2 separate regions of the Homo sapiens genome follow, and region 1 is linked to region 2. The links are chromatin contacts, found by Hi-C or POLR2A ChIA-PET in ENCODE. All regions are on one chromosome and are shown on one strand. The core of a region is the stretch at or near the end of the contact, and the rest is flanking DNA. Distances in the headings are between cores, read along the strand shown. Region 1 holds the start of SCYGR1 (small cysteine and glycine repeat containing 1). Region 2 has its middle 29 kb from the start of CCL20.

Region 1 (5,491 bases), core at 409-2,908, 400 kb before region 2:
TTGAAAATGCCAGTGCTGTCTTCAGCCTAGATCCCTAAATAACTGAGTGAAGAATAGCTGCCCGAATCCTCATCCCCTCCTGCCCACCTAAAACTGCCCAGGATAGTTGACAGCAACAAGAAAAGCTTCGTTGTAGCTAATATTACCCTAATAAATTCCGAATATCCCTTGTCTTTCATCTTACAACCTTCCTAAAGTTTGCAATAAGTGTTGCCAAACATCAGCTTCATCACTCTCACCCCTCCCTCAAAAAAGACAAAAACAAATCAAAACAAACACAGTGAAATACAATATTTTTCTAGTGTTTTATTAAATTATATTTAGGAAGATAAGGGAACACTAGAAGCTGTAGCCAATATATAGTATACAACGAATATAAGCAGGTAAATAAGCACAGAATTTCCACATTTAGTAAATGTTTTGAAAGAATGGAATATATTAGTAATCGTTATTTCATTCCACTGAGCTCATGAATGTAAACTTTTGAACTTTCATCAGGTAAGCTACGGCCTGTTTTTGTTGCAGTGCAGATTATAACTGATGAATCATATGAGATTAAAGGTGATTTTTCGTGTTAACAAATTTTAATGCCCACTATAGCAAAGGTATATATATGTAAAAGCATAAGATACATAAGAGAAATCTTCAGAGCGTGAGGCTGGAGAGCCTGTGAGTTTAGTTCTGCGAACTCAATAGATCTCAATAGATTTACATGTTGTTAAAACTGAAAAGCTCCTTACTAATTCTTAGTTCAAACTTATTAGTTTATAGGTGAATAAGCAAGACTCTGGGAGGCTGACTGACTTGTTTGTGGCTGACTGCTGTGGCAGAGCATGGACTTGAATTTGGGCTTGTGACTTCTAATCAGGTGTATTTATATGAAATCACATGCTGCTCTCTCTTGCTCTCTCTCTCTCTCTCTCTCTCTCTCTCTCTCTCTCTATATATATATATATATATATATATATATAAAATATATATTTATTATATATATGTATTTTTTTCTTTGAGATGGAGTTTCACTCTTGTTGCCCAGGCTGGAGTGCAATGGTGAGATCTCAGCTCATTGCAACCTCCGCTTCCTGGGTTCAAGTGATTCTCCTGCCTCAGCCTCCAGAGTAGCTGGGACTACAGGCATTCACCACCAGGCCTGGCCAATTTTAGTATTTTTAGTAGAGACAGGGTTTCATCATGTTGTCCAGGCTGGTCTCGAACTCCTGATCTCAAATGATCCACCTGCCTCGGCCTCCTAGAACGCTGGAATTACAGGCGTGAGCCACGGCGCCTGGCCACCACTACTCAATATTTAGGTGAACCAGAGGAGATGAAAGTATACAAAGTCTACAAATCCAAGCCCAAGAAAGGGCACCTGCCCAGAGGCTGGGGTCCCTCCTAGCAACAGCATTGCTTCTGGCAGCAGCACTTCTGCTGGCAACAGCCCTTCCCACAGCTGTAGCCACACGAGCTGCAGGTGCGGCGGCAGCAGCAGATCACGGGAGTGCTGCAGCAGCCTCCACAGCAGCCACGGCAGCAGGGGCAGCAGCTGGAGCAGCAGCCCACCCGGTAGCACCTGCAGGTGGTGCATCTGCCACAGCCACCACCACAGCCACCACCGCAGCCACCACAGCCACCACAACCTCCACAACCACAGCAACCCATGGTGTCAGTAGAGAGGACTCATCAAGTAAAATCAAGTAAAATCAAGTAGGAGCAACAAGTAGTTTCAATGTCATGCCTTGAGCCCTATTTTAGAGCTGTGGCCGAGGTGCCACGGGCCCTCCTTCACAGAGGAGGTCTCCACCGTTGGTGATTCTTCAATAATCACAGGAGTGAACAGGTGCGGTGGCTCACGCCTGTAATCCCAGCACTTTGGGAGGCCAAGGCGGGTGGATCACAAAGTCAGGAGATCGAGACCATCCTGACTAACATGGTGAAACTCCGTCTCTACTAAAAATACAAAAATTTAGCTGGGCATGGTGACGCACGCTTGTAGTCCCAGCTACTCAGGAGGCTGAGGCAGGAGAATCACTTGAACCCAGGAGGCGGAGACTGCAGTGAGCCGAGATCGCACCACTGCACTCCAGCCTGGGTGACAGAATGAGACTCTGTCTCAAATATAATAATGATAATAATAATAATAATAATCACAGGAGTTTTTCATGCACCCAGTACCAACCTCAGATCTAGGCAAGATCTAGGCCCAGCCCTGGGACGTGCACTTTAGTATCCCACATATCACAAGAGTACAAAAAAAAAAATCTATGTAAAAAACGCAAGCCCTAATCCACCCCCACCACTCAGGACCCAGAGCTTAGCCCAGAAGCCTAAATATGTGCAGCTGGGACTGGTACTGCTCAGGGACCTGCTTCTTCGTGTCTCTTGCCCCACGACCTCAAAACAAGGGCTGCCAGCTTCTCCATGCCATAGAGGTTTGTGGATTGATTCCTTCAAAGTGTGACAAGAATTTGTTGGAAAATACCTAAGTAAGAGAAAAGATGGGTTAACTTGTCAAATCCTTCTTCTCAGCATGACTAAACAATATTCTTGTGTAATAAAATATTTCCAGTAAGTAGTGGCAAGAATCCAGTTTCTTGCTCATTGCGTTCTGCCCCATTGTTGGAGGTACTGACGTGCTCGTGTGGTATTTACAAAAATTGCATGCCGTCACTGAGCAATGTTTGCACCATGAAACAATTCATATTTTTCTTAGGTTTGTTTACATGTAGGTCTCGATATAGCATGCATGAAATAGGCTGATTCTTTATGTTGGCAATAAATGGACATGAAACACTAGACTTGTTAATAATTTTACTTTCATAATATACTTTCTTAAATACACTTACATGTTTAAAGGTCAATAAATATTGCAGTTCCCTTTAAATAATTTTATTTAAAACTTGGATGTTCATTTTTTATAATTTGAATTTTGCCTTTTAATTATGTCTTTAAATTTCAAGAATTTTAAAAAATTTTGAAGACTTTTTTTAAAGAAAGTTAACTCTTAAGGATGTGAAAAATACTTTTAATTTTGTTACTTTTAACTTCCTTTATTTTGTTCTCTTAATAAAAATCTATTCAGATTTTTTGGGACGTGACCCCAGGCAATTTTATTACTTTATCCCTGAACCTCAGTTGCCTCAGCTATAAGATGGGGATAACAATGGCACCTATTTCATAATTATGCAGATTAGATACACTAATGCAAGGAAAACACTTTAGTATGTGCCTACCACATGCTAAACACTCAACAAAGGTTATCTGTAAACGCTGATGTCTCAAACAGGGATGGGATATATTGAAATTTTATAGTTAGAATACCGTTACATTTTGTTTTTAATCTTTTAAATCACTGTCAGTAGAATACAGATTATTTTTAAATTATTTATAAATATTTAAGAATTTTGCTGAAATGACAGTAAGAAAAATATTCTGAAACAAATAAATGATTTTTGAATTATGTATTATTTTATTATTTTATTATTCATCTGAACATCCTGCCCCATTAGCAGAACATCTAGCCATAATACAATAGTGATTAAATTCAGCTGTCTTTGATATTTTGCCCAAAACCACAGATTTACACACTGTTTTTCTTTTCTTTTCTTTTTTTTTTAAGACAGAGACTTGCTCTGTCACCCAGGTTGGAATGCAATGGTGCCATCTCGGCTCACTGCAACCTCCAATTTCCGGGTTCAAACGATTCTCTTGTCTCAGCCTCCCGAGTAGCTGGCATTACAGGCGCTGACCACCACGCCTGGCTAACTTTCGTATTTTTAGTAAAGACGAGTTTTTGCCATGTTGGCCAGGCTGGTCTCGAGCTCCTGACCTCAACTGATCCACCGGCCTTGGCCTCCCAAAGTGTTGGGATTGTTACAGGAAAGCGGTCCCGATCTAGACCCCAGGAGAAGGTTCTTGGATCTCCCGCAAGAAAGAATTCAGGGCGAGTCCGCAGTGCAATGTAAAAATAAGTTTATTAAGAGAGTAAAGTGGTGAAAGAACCAGCTACTCCATAGACAGAGTAGGACGTTCTTGAAAGTAAGAGGAGGTACGCGCCCACCCTAGGTACAATACTGGTGTATATGGGGAGATGTACTCTGCTATAAGGGTTTGTGATAAAGGATTAATTTTCTTAATTACTATATTTTGCAAGAATCTATAATATTATCTTTAAAGCAAAATTAGGAATGCTTTTGTTCTCCAGATATTGGGATATCTAGACACTCCTAAGTCTGGGTCTGTTGAGTAAACATTATTAATTTGTTCCCTTAACCATAAACATCTAGAGGCTCAGAATGCCTAACTTTCTGGGAATGCAGCCCAGCAAGTTCCGGCCTCATTTTCCAGCCCTCACTCAAAATGGAGTTGCTCTGGTTCGAGTGCCACGGACAGGATTACAGGCATGAACCACCGTGCCGGGCCTACACATTGTTTTTCGTTTAGTTGTTATGAAGGCGTATTTGACAAGGCGGAAGGATAGAATACATTTTATTTAAAAGTCGGTAACATGATCTATCACTTTTAAATATTTGAACATACCGTCTGTAGGCTTCCCTTTGTACTCAAATCTCAGTCCTGCAAATGATAGGGCTAGGCCTACGTGCTAACAAAAATGGAGGGCATCCGAGCCCAGGCATGCAATGACCCAGCAGCTCAGAGAGCAGGGCATGCTCAGGACACACAATGGTGTGATGGTGGACCTGGAGCACAGTGGGGAGGGAGGAGCCCTGTGATAGATGGGGCCAGTTAGGAAGGCGGCTCAAAAGCTGCTCTCAGATGTTTGTGTTTGTGTTTATCCCCGGGGGACTGGGATCACTGACGGCTTAGACAGGGGAGAGGAAATCCCAATAGCCCATGGAGCAGGGGAGCTGTTCTTCCTGCAGGGAAGTCGGTTATGATGCTCAAAACCACACCTTCTAGGAGGGAAACCCCGAGATACTATTTCCCTTCAGTCATTGGATAGGAGGTAGGGTCTGGGTAGGACCATTTCAAATCTAACTTTTGGAAGGAGGTGCCACTGCCCTTAGAAAAAGGGAATAGGCTGGGCGCAGTGTCTCACGCCTATAATCCCAGAATTTTGGGAGGCCGAAGGGGGCGGGTCACTTGAGGTTAGGAGTTCGAGACCAGGCTGGCCAATATGGTGAAACCCCATCTCTACTAAAAATACAAAAATTAGCCGGGCATGACAGCAGGCACCTGTAATCCCAGCTACTTGGGAGACTGAGGCATGAGAATCACTTGAACTCGGGAGGCGGGGGTTCCAGTGAGCCGAGATGATGCCGCTGCACTCCAGCCTGGGCAACAGAGCAAGACTGTCTTGAAAAAAAAAGGGGGGGTGTTGTGTGGTGTGGGGAACTGATTATTGTCCTTCCCCAAATCACCTGAGGAAGAACAATATTAAGATAAAAGAGAGCACATTCTTTAAAATGAGATACCTGGTCATTCCTTCTGTTGTTCGTGGGATGCTATAGGTAGGACACTGTTGGGGAAATGT
Region 2 (5,382 bases), core at 679-3,178:
CTCTAAAACTTGCCTCAATCTCTCCTTTGGCCTTATGGCCCTTAGTAGAATTCTTCCTTCTGAGGAGGCAAGAATTGAGGTTGCTGCAGACACATAAGGATTCGCCGCCAGTAACACTGTGATCAAATATGTTTGGGAAATGACTTATGGCCCCTTTTTGGAGATATCAAAATTCATCTGAGTATACAAATGCCTTGGCAAAAACATCAGTAAAGTATCTGGTGAGCTTTGCTTAGCCCAGCGCACCCAAGCTACCCCTCACCCTCCCCAGCGAGCATGGTGGTCCACGGAAGAGTGGGAAATGCCTCCTTCCAGACAATGTGCTAGGACTCTGCCCCCTTGCCACTGGTCCAACCCGACCATGCATCCAGCTGTGATTTCTGGGCTTCTGCCCTATTGCTGGGGCCAAGGCCAGGTCTCAGTTCTGGAGACGGCCGTGCCTTTTTCTCCGTCACTTTGCTCTCACCCCAGGGACCGCAGCCTGTCCTGAAAACTGGGCACAGTGATGGGGCTCTGTTATTTTCTGTTCATTTCTCTGTTGTTCTCTGCATCCCTACCCACTTTGTTGAATAGGTCTCTTCATAGATTGCTTGTCATCTCTGGGGACACTCCAGTTTCTTAACTCTTGAGCATCGTGACATCCTGTTCTTCTGCCTGGATGATCCACAGCTGAACTCATACGGCTCCCACCTTCTGTAGCTGCTGTCCACTCCATTCCTGTCTCACCTCAGGTCTTGATGCAGTCCCCAGTCTTCCTTGTCCCATGGTTGTCTACTGAGGCCAAGGTGCTGTGTGAGAAACACAGCAGTGCCACTCAGGAATGTCTTGCGCAAGGTGGATGTCCAAGACTCTGCTGCTGAAGTTGTAGCAGGCAGCATCCATGTGTTCATCCTCCCGCATTGTTTCTTCATTTTATTTTATTTTTCGAGATGGAGTTTCGCTCTTATTGCCCAGGCTGGAGTGTAATGGCACGGTCTTGGCTCACCACAACCTCCACCTCCCAGGTTCAAGTGATTCTCCTGCCTCAGCCTCCTGAGTAGCTGGGAATATAGGCATGTGCCATCACGCCTGGGTAATTTTTGTATTTTTAGTAGAGTGGGGGGTTTCATCATGTTGGCCAGGCTGGTCTGAACTCCTGACCTCACATGATCTACCTGCCTCGGCCTCCCAAAGTGCTGGGATTATAGGAGTGAGCCACCGTGCCCAGCCTCTCCCACATTATTTCATTCTGTACCATGTTGTTGCTGAAGGAGCATGAGCTCTAGTGCCAGGCAGACTCACGTTTCCATCGGGGCTCTGGGACTTACTAGCTATGTGGCCTGCGGTAGGACATAAATTTTTCTGAGTTTCAGTTTCTTCATCTGTAAAGAAAAATGGGTGTGAATACACTTACCTCTCCCAGTTGTTGTATGGATTGATTTAGAAGGTGTAGACAGCTTCACTGTTCACAAGATTCATGTGATTCTGGTATGAGTAGTTTCCAAATATTCTGAGAGACACAGGAGTAAATAATGGATTCAAAAGTCCCTAGCCTGGGATTTTTTAATGTTATGAGTTAATATTTGAAAATCACTAACAAAAAGGTCTGGAATAAAAGCCATGTTAGTGTTATGTAAATGTTGTTTAAAAAAGGAAGTTCCCTTTCTTCTTCCTTCTATATAGTAAGGATCTTGAGCTATTGACTGAGGTTTCAAAGTGAAGAAATGGGAAAAACCATTTATATGGGGTTGCTAGTCACACCAGGAGTTGGGGGCAATGCCCACCTTGGTTGGATTCTACTGTGGTAACAATGGACCCCACAAGACAGCCAGAACTTCAAACAGCATGGAAGAGGTGGTCACTGTGCTAGCTGAGAAGTGAAACTTCATTGCGCTTTTGAAGAAATTCTGTCACCGAAACGAAAGAAAAACTAAGTGGATAGCAAGTAGAGTTCTGCTTCTCAAAGCGTGTAGTGATTCCCCTCCCACCCACGTAGAATAACCACATCTCAAGCACTTTCTTAAAGATCCCTGACTGTCTGACTAGAATATCCTCCTTGTCCACTCAATGTTTTTTTTTTGAAACAGAGTCTTTCTCTGTTGCCCAGGCTGGAGTGCAGTGGTATGATCTTGGCTCACTGCAACCTCCCATGTTCAAGCGATTTTCCTGCCTCAGCTTCCCCAGTAGCTGGGATTACAGGTGCCCGCCGCCATATCTGGCTGATTTTGGTATTTTTAGTAGAGATGGGGTTTCACCATGTTGGCCAGGCTAGTCTTGAACTTTTGACTTCAAGTGATCCACCCATCTCAGCCTCCCAAAGTGCTGGGATCACAGACGTGAGCCACCGCACCGGGCCTGTCCACTCAGCTTTAATCCTAGCATCGAGACCTTTTCTGTTATCTCATTTTTTGTCCCCTATTTCACTTTCCCAGATCCATATAACACCAGTGAGAAATAACCCCAAATACCTAGGGAGAAGTGTGATCTCACTGTGTTCACTTTTTCCCGAACATGAGCTCCACGATTGTTTCCAAACAGTAAAAGCAGTTTCTCCTTTTTATCTCTTCTGGTAAAGCTGCAGTTGGGAAGCAGAGAGGTTTGGCAGAGTTGATGGGACCTTTGGGGTGGTTTGTTTCCTATTGGAAAGAAAATGAGGGTAGGAAGCTGCTGAACAAAGAGTCTCTGCCTTGCCTTTGCAGGGCTGCTGACCCTCATAATGGGCAGAAGCTACTGCCAGCCTGCTGCATAGAGCTGTCTTTGCAGATTTAATACTTTAGTGAGGGGCTAGGGGCCTACTGCTGAGCCCAGGATATAGTCAGTTACTAAACCTTGCGTCATGAAGCCAGCTGGCAAATCTTTAGTTTTGTTCTGGTTAGATGTGACCATGACTTTGGTTTTTATTTACTTCTCTCTTTTGTATAACTATAAATATTTTTAGACTGGGTGCTACACAGTTAAGTCTGTATATATGATTTGCATTATCCAGTTTAGGCCCAAAGTCAGGAAAATTGCTGCCATGCAAGATGAGTTGACATGTTCCTGTTTTTGTGGCTAAGAAGCTTTGGTATATAGAATTAGAAAAATGCTCTCAATAGCAAAGACTTGGAACCAACCCAAATGTCCATCAATGATAGACTGGATTAAGAAAATGTGGCACATATATACCATGGAATACTATGCAGCTATAAAAAAGGATGAGTTCATGTCCTTTGCAGGGACATGGATGAAGCTGGAAACCATCATTCTCAGCAAACTATCACAAGGGCAGAAAACAAAACACCGCATGTTCTCACTCATAGGTGGGAATTGAACAATGAGATCATTTGGACACAGGGCAGGGAACATTGATCACTGGGGCCTGTTGGGGGGTGGGGGGCTGGGGGAGGGATAGCATTAAAAAAAAAAAAAGAAAAATGCTGATTCAAGTAAGAAAAGAATGTGTGTATGTCTTGGAGTTGGTGATAGAGAATGATTTGGAGGAAAAAACCCTCTTGATTTTGCAACTAACTAGTTTTAAGACTTTGATGAAATTTGTGGGTGTTTGGTGGACTTGTTTGTTGAATTGGATGAGTTCACTTATAGCCCTGAAATCTGACTGTGGATTCAAACATTTCATTCCCTTTTCTCTGAATCATTTTACATGTCTAACTTGAAGCTCTGAATTGATAAACATAGATGACAGGAATAAAATGGTTCTACATTTTTCATATTTCTCAATAGGTTTGGGTTTCCCTTTTGGGAATTTTTTTCAAAAGAGAACTGATTGGCTCTGGTCCCAGTATCAGGAAACTACCTGCTCAGTCAGGCAGAGAATGAAAGGCTTGAGATAAAGGGCCTGGGAACAGTTTATCAGTCAGACTTTCAAAAGAGGAGTAATCAAGTAGTGTAGGAAAAGCACAGCATAACTGTCTGAACAAGGATAAAGGAAAGAAGTGGGGAAGTGCCACAGCTGGGAAATTAGCTGTGGTGCTCAAATAACCGGGATCCTGGAATTCTGACCATAGGAAAGCACTGAGGGAAATTTGGAGCCTCTTTTGTTACAAAAAAGACCCTGGACTGTTGAAATTCCTTTGTGTAGTAGGCTCAGGGAAATACATTGAAAAGAAGAAACACAGTTTGTTTGTTTGTTTGTTTGTTTTTAGAGCAAATCTGAGGATTTGCAGAGGTGCTCCGAGGTAGCCATTCTTCAACTTTTTGGAGTTGTGGACTCCTTGAGGGCTGGGATGAAAACTATGGCCTACTTCCCAAGAAAAATATAGCTATACATATAAAGCCAAACACAATTTCTGGGGCTGGGTAAACATCTTGAAGACCACCCACGGCAGTGCCTAGGGATCCAAACAATTTGAAGTTAATAATTCTTCAGTTTGAAGTATTGTAGCAAACTGCTGTAAGTGATAAGTAATTATGAAGCAAGGAGTATAAGGAAATGCTTCATGGAAGACAGAGTTACCTCCAGCAATGCCATGGAAGACTTGGAAAAGTTATAGGGCAACAGACAGAAGCAAGGTCACAAGGCTAGAAGTCAAAGGAAAACACTGTAGAAGAAGCTCGGGTTTTGGAAGAAGGTAGTTCAGTGTTGAATTTCTGATTCCACTAGAGTCTAGCCATGTGAACCTGGGCAAGGGTGCTTACCCAGGTTTGGAATCCAGTGATTCCAGGGCAGCCATCAACTTTCTCCTTTTATGGCCAGTATGGAAGAAGCGGGTGATGGAGCAGAAGCAGCGTGGAATGTGGGTCTGGATTTATCTGGTTTCAAATCTCAGCTCCGACATTACAAGTTTTGGGTGACCTTAGGCAAGTTATTCAATTGTCCAAGTCTCTTATCTCTAAGATAGGTATAGAAATAGGTACCCAAAGAATGATTAGTACATAAATAACATGTTATAGAGAGAACTTTCAATAATCGATAGGCTTTATTATGAGAAAGGAGGCTTATTTAACTCAACAGAAGGTACATTTTGGGAGAAAGTGGCAGATCTATGAAGAAATTAATGCCAAATTATAACTATCAAAGAGCTATAAAGCTCTGTCCATTTTTGGGTAAATTTTACTCATTTAATATTTTTGTGTGTCTTCCTATGTAACTTCATACTTAAGATGTTAGAATTTCTTTTGATAGGTAATGGGTGAAGAATGGGAATAATAGGCATGGTCTGCATTTTAGGGGATTCTTTGGATATTAGAGCAGCAAGAATAATTGTTTGGGCAGGATAATTTCTGGGTTGCTAGACTCTGCCAATGGTTAGTGATATACCTTTGCATAGGTCACTTAAGTTTTGTGGACTTCAGTTTTCTTATATATTTAAGGAGAAAACTTCCTTTTTGTGTTTTATGATTCTGTGATCCTGAGGTTCTATTGTAGCCAGAATAAGGCTGAGATATTCTGTGATCTAGTTTTTT

The links. Hi-C counts contacts between places; a loop is a spot of excess contacts on that map. ChIA-PET counts read pairs that join two places held with the same protein, here RNA polymerase II (POLR2A). Pooled maps may share reads with other maps.
Region 1: a pooled map shows a loop between it and region 2 (4-fold over the local background). The contact joins the promoter of SCYGR1 here to the enhancer-like site in region 2. A Hi-C loop is called at or near these places in 2 of 50 pooled maps. POLR2A ChIA-PET finds 5 or more read pairs at or near these places in 2 of 52 experiments (HEK293 and Panc1).

Annotation. Positions count from the first base shown.
Region 1 is chr2:227,386,291-227,391,781 of GRCh38, forward strand. SCYGR1 (small cysteine and glycine repeat containing 1) reads right to left here and starts at 1,659. Exons shown (of 1, transcript NM_001395402.1): 1 at 1,393-1,659. The coding sequence starts at 1,659. The coding sequence ends at 1,393.
Region 2 is chr2:227,781,708-227,787,089 of GRCh38, forward strand. No RefSeq gene overlaps it. Among named protein-coding and RNA genes, the nearest start is that of CCL20, 29 kb to the right of the region's middle. Within about 2 kb of position 1,929, at least 5 of the 41 ENCODE cell types and tissues checked have a DNase peak (open chromatin) inside an H3K27ac peak, as active enhancers do.